Linked DNA regions of Mus musculus: region 2 is linked to region 1. The links are chromatin contacts, found by Hi-C or POLR2A ChIA-PET in ENCODE. All regions are on one chromosome and are shown on one strand. The core of a region is the stretch at or near the end of the contact, and the rest is flanking DNA. Distances in the headings are between cores, read along the strand shown. Region 1 overlaps Dzip1 (DAZ interacting protein 1). Region 2 holds the start of Dzip1 (DAZ interacting protein 1).

What was found. A loop is a pair of places that touch in the nucleus more often than their neighbours do. ChIA-PET counts read pairs that join two places held with the same protein, here RNA polymerase II (POLR2A).
Region 2: a loop to region 1 is called in a map of left cerebral cortex, with 6 times the contacts of the local background. The contact joins the promoter of Dzip1 here to the enhancer-like site in region 1. A Hi-C loop is called at or near these places in 1 of 37 maps with a recorded cell type or tissue (left cerebral cortex). POLR2A ChIA-PET finds 5 or more read pairs at or near these places in 2 of 5 experiments (Patski and embryonic stem cell).

Annotation. Positions count from the first base shown.
Region 1 is chr14:118,890,110-118,893,393 of GRCm38, reverse strand. Dzip1 (DAZ interacting protein 1) reads left to right here. Exons shown (of 22, transcript NM_025943.3): 14 at 1,562-1,624. Among named protein-coding and RNA genes, the nearest start is that of Dzip1, 34 kb to the left of the region's middle. Within about 2 kb of position 1,772, at least 1 of the 3 ENCODE cell types and tissues checked has a DNase peak (open chromatin) inside an H3K27ac peak, as active enhancers do; it is left cerebral cortex, where a contact is called at or near this core.
Region 2 is chr14:118,923,722-118,927,005 of GRCm38, reverse strand. It overlaps Dzip1 (DAZ interacting protein 1), which reads left to right and starts at 1,536. Exons shown (of 22, transcript NM_025943.3): 1 at 1,536-1,865; 2 at 2,488-2,581.

The DNA of each region.
Region 1 (3,284 bases), core at 523-3,022:
ATGGGAGCATGCGCGACAGCTCGCTAATGCCTGGAACCTGGAGCACACTCCACGGCCTGCAGGGAACTCATCACATTAGAGTTTTTTCCAAATGACTGTTCTAGACTTCTGGAAAGCTCTGATGGTCTCTGGTCTGGTCTCAGAGGCTTCTTTGTAGCTTGTCTTGTCTGAGAGGGACTCTCAGCTTTTATTGCTTCCTGTGGTAGGAAGGTGTTATGCCCCAGCTCTGCACGAAACCCGTGAGAGCTCAAGAACTGTGGAGGCCCCTGCAATCGTGCATGCGAGCCTTTTATTTTCCAGTCAGACTTGGATCGAAAACCTTCCCACAGTGAGGGACAGGAGTGTGACCTCGAGCGTGGATGGCCTGGTGGATGGCCTGGCACTTATATACAGCATAGTTAGAGATTCTTTGACTGCTTAGGGTGACGGGGGGGAGGCGGGTGAAAGAGTGTCAGGAGGAAAAGTGCTCTGTGGTCTCTGAGCTGCAGGTGGGTGAGCTGTGTATCCTGTAAGCCAGCTTGATGGTTGCCTGTTGCCGGTGCCTCAATCCCGAATGCCGCCACGGCCCCTGCCCCAGCACCTTCCCCATGTGTCTTTCATCCCTTCCCAGGATGGGGCTTGGTTTGATAGAGCTCCTGGCAGATTTCCTTGTGCAGATGGATAAAAGTCATGTCCCTGGTAAAAGTCAACCGGGCATCGTATTTCCCAGTCTCCAACTCATGTCCTGGGTGAGATGGGATAGCTCTCTCCACTTCACCCTACTGTAAGGCCAGGCTCATCTCCAGCCTGTAGCCTCGCCCTGGGGGCTCTCTAAGACAGAGCTGGAGTTTGGGGCCTTGGATATCTGTAAGATTGTGTCTCCGTGTGACTGCTTACCCGCTCTTGCTTCACACTCGAGTTTTACTCGCTCTTTTCATCTTTGCCAGCTTCTCCTAGCCAAAAGTTAAGAGTTCCAGCAGGTGGCCAGGCATAGGTGTGTGCTATGAAGTTCTAATCCGTCCCTCTTGGACGGACGGTCTGGCTTCTACTTGGCTTTATCTCTGCTGTTGTATTTTAAACAGATGGCTCATGGGAAAGAACTTTTTAAGTTGTATCTCATGTGTCAGCGAGAGATTAAGGCATGAGAGGCTTGAGTCCTCGAAATATGTAATTTAAAAATAATTGAAGTTAATAGAGAATACCTAGAAATCGGAGAGTTCCTGAAAAAGTGGCCAGTTGTTGCCGCCTCAGCCAGGCATGGTGGACCATGCTCACAACCCAACCGTGTAGGAGGTGGAAGCAGGATCAAGGTTAAAGGTCACTGCTCACTATAAAGAGAGTTCAAGGCCAGCCTCAGCTATATAAGACCCTATCTTTAAAAATAAATAAATAAATAAATAAACTAAAATAATAAAATCAGAAGTTATTGCCTTAGTATTTCCCAATAGATCTTTGCTATTTAGGCAAAATATATCGGGGGATATGTGCATATAGTAGCTTGTATATACCTATGTATGTCTGTATAAATTATTTGGAAGCAAACAAATGTATTCGTGTAACTCCTTTTCTTCTTCATTGACAGAGCAAGTGTTCTCTTCACACATACTGGAACCAATAGAAGAACTTTCTTCAGAGGAGGAAAAAGGTAACGAAGCTTTGGGGTTTCCTTGTTCACTCGGGTCTGGACCTTGGTAGTGCATGTCTGCGCTGTATAGCGCACGGTACTGAAAGCAAGAGCCGCCTAGATGTGGATTGTGTGTTTCGACCTGTGTGATGTGCAGCATTTTGTTATTTTGGTCCCCTAATCTTCTGCTTGATTGAATTTTCTGCGGGTAAGTTAATGAGAGATTTCTTATGTCAGGAAACGGAAAAGCAGAAATCCTTTATTTTGATACAGATGGGGCTCGTGTATCGTATCCCTGACAACGTGACACCGTGTGTCCCAGAGTGGCCTCTCACAGTGTTAGCCTGAAACGAATGAGAACGTTTCCATTTCCAGATTACCGTTCTGTAGCAGTGCTGGGGCTGGAACCCAGGGCTTGCACATGCTAGACCAGGGCTCTGCCTGGGAGCCATAGCCCCCGTCCCCTAATCACTCTTAACGTCAAAAATGAACCCAGGATGTAAGCACCGGGTACGAAATAGAGCAAATAATATCCACAGTATGCGATGCGGGAGCTGTCAGAGGCCTTAGAGGAATGATTTTGCTTGCATATTTCTTTTGGCATTCCTTAAAATTACTTATATATTTTTAAAGCTTATGAAAAATTGTGTAATTATCTTTTCTTATTACAAAAATCTGTTTTTGAGGCAGGACTTTGTGTATTCCAGCTGTGCTTGAAGTCTGCTTCATCACGCCCCTCCCTCCCTCCCTCCCTCCCTCCCTCCCAAGGGTGGTGACCACCGGTGTCTGCCCCAAACACTCTGGGTTCTTTTGGGAGTGTGTTTTGTTTTGTTTTGTTTTTTTCTTGTTTTCTTTTTTCTTTTTCTAGACAGGGTCTCCTTGTATAGCTCTGGCTCAGGAAGAGAGGTGAAAAAATAAGTATTCCAATATGTAGACCTTGAAAAATGTCCTATTTTTTAATTGTGTGTGTGTGTGTGTGTGTGTGTGTGTGAAGAGTTTTCTAAAGCACTGGCAGTTAATCAGCCTCACAAATGTTGAAAGTGTAAGATTTAAGGCAACCTCTGACTTGTAATAACATTACCATATATACTTTATATTTCCAGCTGAGCGATCAAGAATAGCAAAATATTAAAACTGTGTCTTCCTGTAGGGTTTCTTTTTTTGCTATTTAATATGCAAACTAATTTGGCTAATTTTGTTTTTAGTGAAACTTAATTAATAGGTGAACATTTTGGCTCACACTTGTAATCTTACCATTCTGTCACTGGCTTTGAGGCCAGCCTGGGCTACAGTGAGACCTTGCCTTAAAAAAAAAAAAAGAAGAAGATGAAAGAAAAAAACATTAACTTAACAGAATATGACTTAGTGCTGTGATCAGATGGGTATCTGGAGAACATGTTAAGCAAGAGACATTTTGTGTAAGATCTTTCACAGATCCACGTCCCATCTGCTAAGGCAGATGAGTACTGGAAGATGGGGGCGTTTCTTGCAGCCAGCCTGAAAGAAGAAACACGTCTTGCAAGCGTGAGGAAGGCATTTGTTCAGTGCTTTTGAAGGAAATGAACCTTCTTGGAGGTAGAATCCAGAATGATAGTTTATTTGACAAACTTCTTCCAAATCTGGCTTTGGACAGTCCCTAAGGTTGTCACCTGACAGATATGGCTCTCTTTAGTCAGGTCTT
Region 2 (3,284 bases), core at 287-2,786, 34 kb before region 1:
TAGTGCCACTCCCTGGGCTGAACATACATAAACCATAACAACAGCTGTGACCAAAAGCAACCTGGGAAGGAAAGGGCTCACTTGCTTTACATTGGCTTGGTTATCAGAACACAATCTATCAAGAAGGGAAGCCCGGGTAGTTACTTAAGAAGGAACCTGGAGGCAGAATCTGAAGCAGAGACCTCTGAGAAGTGCTGCTTACTGGCTTACTCCTCAAGTTCAATCAGATGGGAGAGGGGGAGGGGGAAGGGAGGGGAAGGGGGAGGGGAGGGGGAGAGGAGGAGGGGGAGAATGAATTCAGGATCACCTGCCCAAAAGTGGAACCACCCACAGTGAGCTGAGCCCTCCCATATCAAACAGTAACACAGGAAATGCCCCACAGACATGCCTGCAGGCCAATCTGATGGAGGCAATTCTTTAATTAGGTTCTGTATTCCTAGGTGACCATAGTTAATGTCAAGTTGATGAAAACTAACCAGCACATTATTTTGTGCTAATATCTCCCGCATTTGTGATTTCTTCTAATTCTTCGAATTGAATTTAAATAGATCTCAGTTAACTGAAAGACCAGCTATAAGATAGTTTTCAGGTTGCAAGGGTCCATGATTTGCCAAAGAATGATACCCTGGACTCAAATAGTATGTAAACGCAGAATGTTTTATTCTGCAGAAGTCCACCATGCTGGGCTCTCCCACTTCCAAGATGGAGAGTCAACCAAGTGAGCTCGCAGGCCGGATTTAAAGCACATTAAGGGATGCTGAGGTAGGTGACCTCCATCTGTTAGGTCCATCTCTATGGGCATTCCATTACCAGGGTGTGGGAGCTGGGGAGGTCTGGAAATTGTTGCTGACCCATTGTCCTTGCCTCAGACCAGCTGTCAGGGCAGCTTCTGAGGCCTGGACTTGCCTGGACCAATTGCCCAGTTCTTAAAAACAGAGATTTAGGCCTAGTCTCCTTAACTGCTAATCTGAAGCCTGCCATGGAACCCATCAGCCTAGCCTTCTCAAGGCAGAATACGGACTTCCATCAAGTGTGTTAAAAACCTAGTTCCTGCCGACTTCTGCTCTGTCATCTTGTTAGTTTCAGAATCCAACACTCATCGTGAGTGAATATCATCCCCTTAGATAGGGTGTTTTTATGAGAGGCACTATTGAGCATACGGGGATCCTTCCTCTCCAGCAGGATCATAGTTCCAACTTCAGGTTAAAGAGGCGCTCACACCTTTTCTTAGCTCTAGAGCACATCCGCATTAGACCCTTGAAGCTCTCTTTTATCTGCAGGCATCTCCAGCTAAAATGCAACTTTTCTGGGAAGAAAAATCACAGCTGCCCTTCAGAGGAATCAGCGAGCTGAAAGAGAGAATTACTACCCTGTAGAAGTGAATCTGGGTTCTTTTTGAAAAAGTCTTCCCGGGGCTAGCACCCAGAGCCAGCAACAGAGCTCAGCGTAGCATCACGTGTCTGCAGCAGCTGCGGGATTGGAGGAGCGTTTTTTTAGTGCTGCGGTCTAGGCGCGGGCGGTCCCGCCCAGCTGCCAGAGGAGCCGGGTAAGCGGAGAGAAGAGGCCACCAGAAGACCGTAGAGGGGAGGGGGCGGGAGGGGGGTGGGGCAGCCTTAACCACCCACGGCCTGGAGCCTGGGAGGACAAGGAGCGACGCTGGGCTACCCGCCTCGTCACAACTTGCCCGGACCAGACACGCTTTATCTTGCGCCCTGGAAGAAGGAGCCGCCTGCCTCTTGCTGCTCAGTTGCTCCTCGGCCTCGGCGAGCCCCGCCTCTGCGCCAGCAGCAATCCCGGGATCTGGATCCCCCGTGACTCCCCGTGCCTTGCAGCGCCCGGCTTTCGCCCAGGAGCGCGCAGCTGGGGTGAGCCGAGGTCTAGGATGCTCCGGGCGTCCGCCGGACTTCAGCCACACAGAGCATCTCGCATCTCTGTTGGCGAAGTCGGGCCTTCTTCCCTATTCTGTCTGCTGAGATCCGCAAGACTGCAGATCTGCAGCTCCCCTCAACCCGGCTTCCCAAGCCTTTGTCTTTTCGGGTTCATCAGGCCAGCAGTACAGTGCAGTGTGCCCAGAACATAGGCTGCACAGGATTGGGAACCCAGTCTGGGGTGGGAGTAGGGGAACAGGAAAGTATGCCCCCTGCCTTCCTGTTCCGGCCATCTTGTGGAGGATTCGACCTAGGGGGTAAGGATGGCTAACCGCAGATGCCCTAAGCTCATGGACTGCCAAGACCTTGGGCCTGCACCGGTTCTTACTGGGTCTGCTGCGGAAGCGCGGGAGCCTCTCCCAGGTTCAGCTAGAGAGCCTTTGGAACAGAGCAAAGGTTCACCCGTTTAGCAAGGCAAAGGCAAAGAAAATAGGAGGGTATGGGCCTGGAGCCATTATCTTTTTTACTGAACACCTAAGTCAGTCGACCGTTTTTTTGATTTTTGTTTTTTGTTTAATTAACCAAGCACATTCTAAACGCCCTTTCCTTTCTGCACTAGGTGCTTGAAACACAGCGGTGAGCGACACACCTCCCCTGTTCCCGCTGATCCTGCCAGCCCAGTGGATGGAGCCCAGAATCCACAAACCTGCCAGGTCCGTAACCCACACGGGGAAACTGAGGGCTAAGGTCAGCAGATGTGTTCTAAGCTAGGCATCAAATACATGAAAGAACCAGTCTTTAAAACGGTCTATATTCTTAGGGCTTCTGTGCTAGGTTGCAGTAAAATGTGATTTTCTTATTGCCTCAGAATCTTGTGAATGTGTGCCTTATATGAAGTGTATGTTTTATTTCCTGGACACTTTCATGTGGATTTATTTATATTACTATGGAAAGTGCTCAAAATAGTTGGTTCCAACTTTACTTCCAGATAGTTACTGTGAATTGTATTTTCCTTTCTTCTGTTCACGTATTTGGTTGTTAGGAAAGAAAAAAATTTTCCTGATGGTTGGTCCAAGCAGGGCCTCCCTGGTGGATTGAGGAATGCCTGGCTTTTCCTCAGCTCCTTGATCCCGGAGGTAACCACAGGCAGCCTCCAGAAGACCCCTACAATGAGAGGCCTGGGGTCTGCAAGTCGCTGCTAGAATTTTTTAAAGAATGCAGCACCAACACAGATTTGTAAGGTAAATACTGTAGCCCGGTAAATCTTCATAGAAAGCTGAAGGTCGAAGATCCCATCCGTTTTTAACTTCACCGTTTTAAGATATGTTGAATGACATTTTTTTTTAATTTCAAAAATGGAATGGCAAGCTATTGCATACACTGGGCGAGTTATCTGGTTTGTGTTCTGACAAGTTG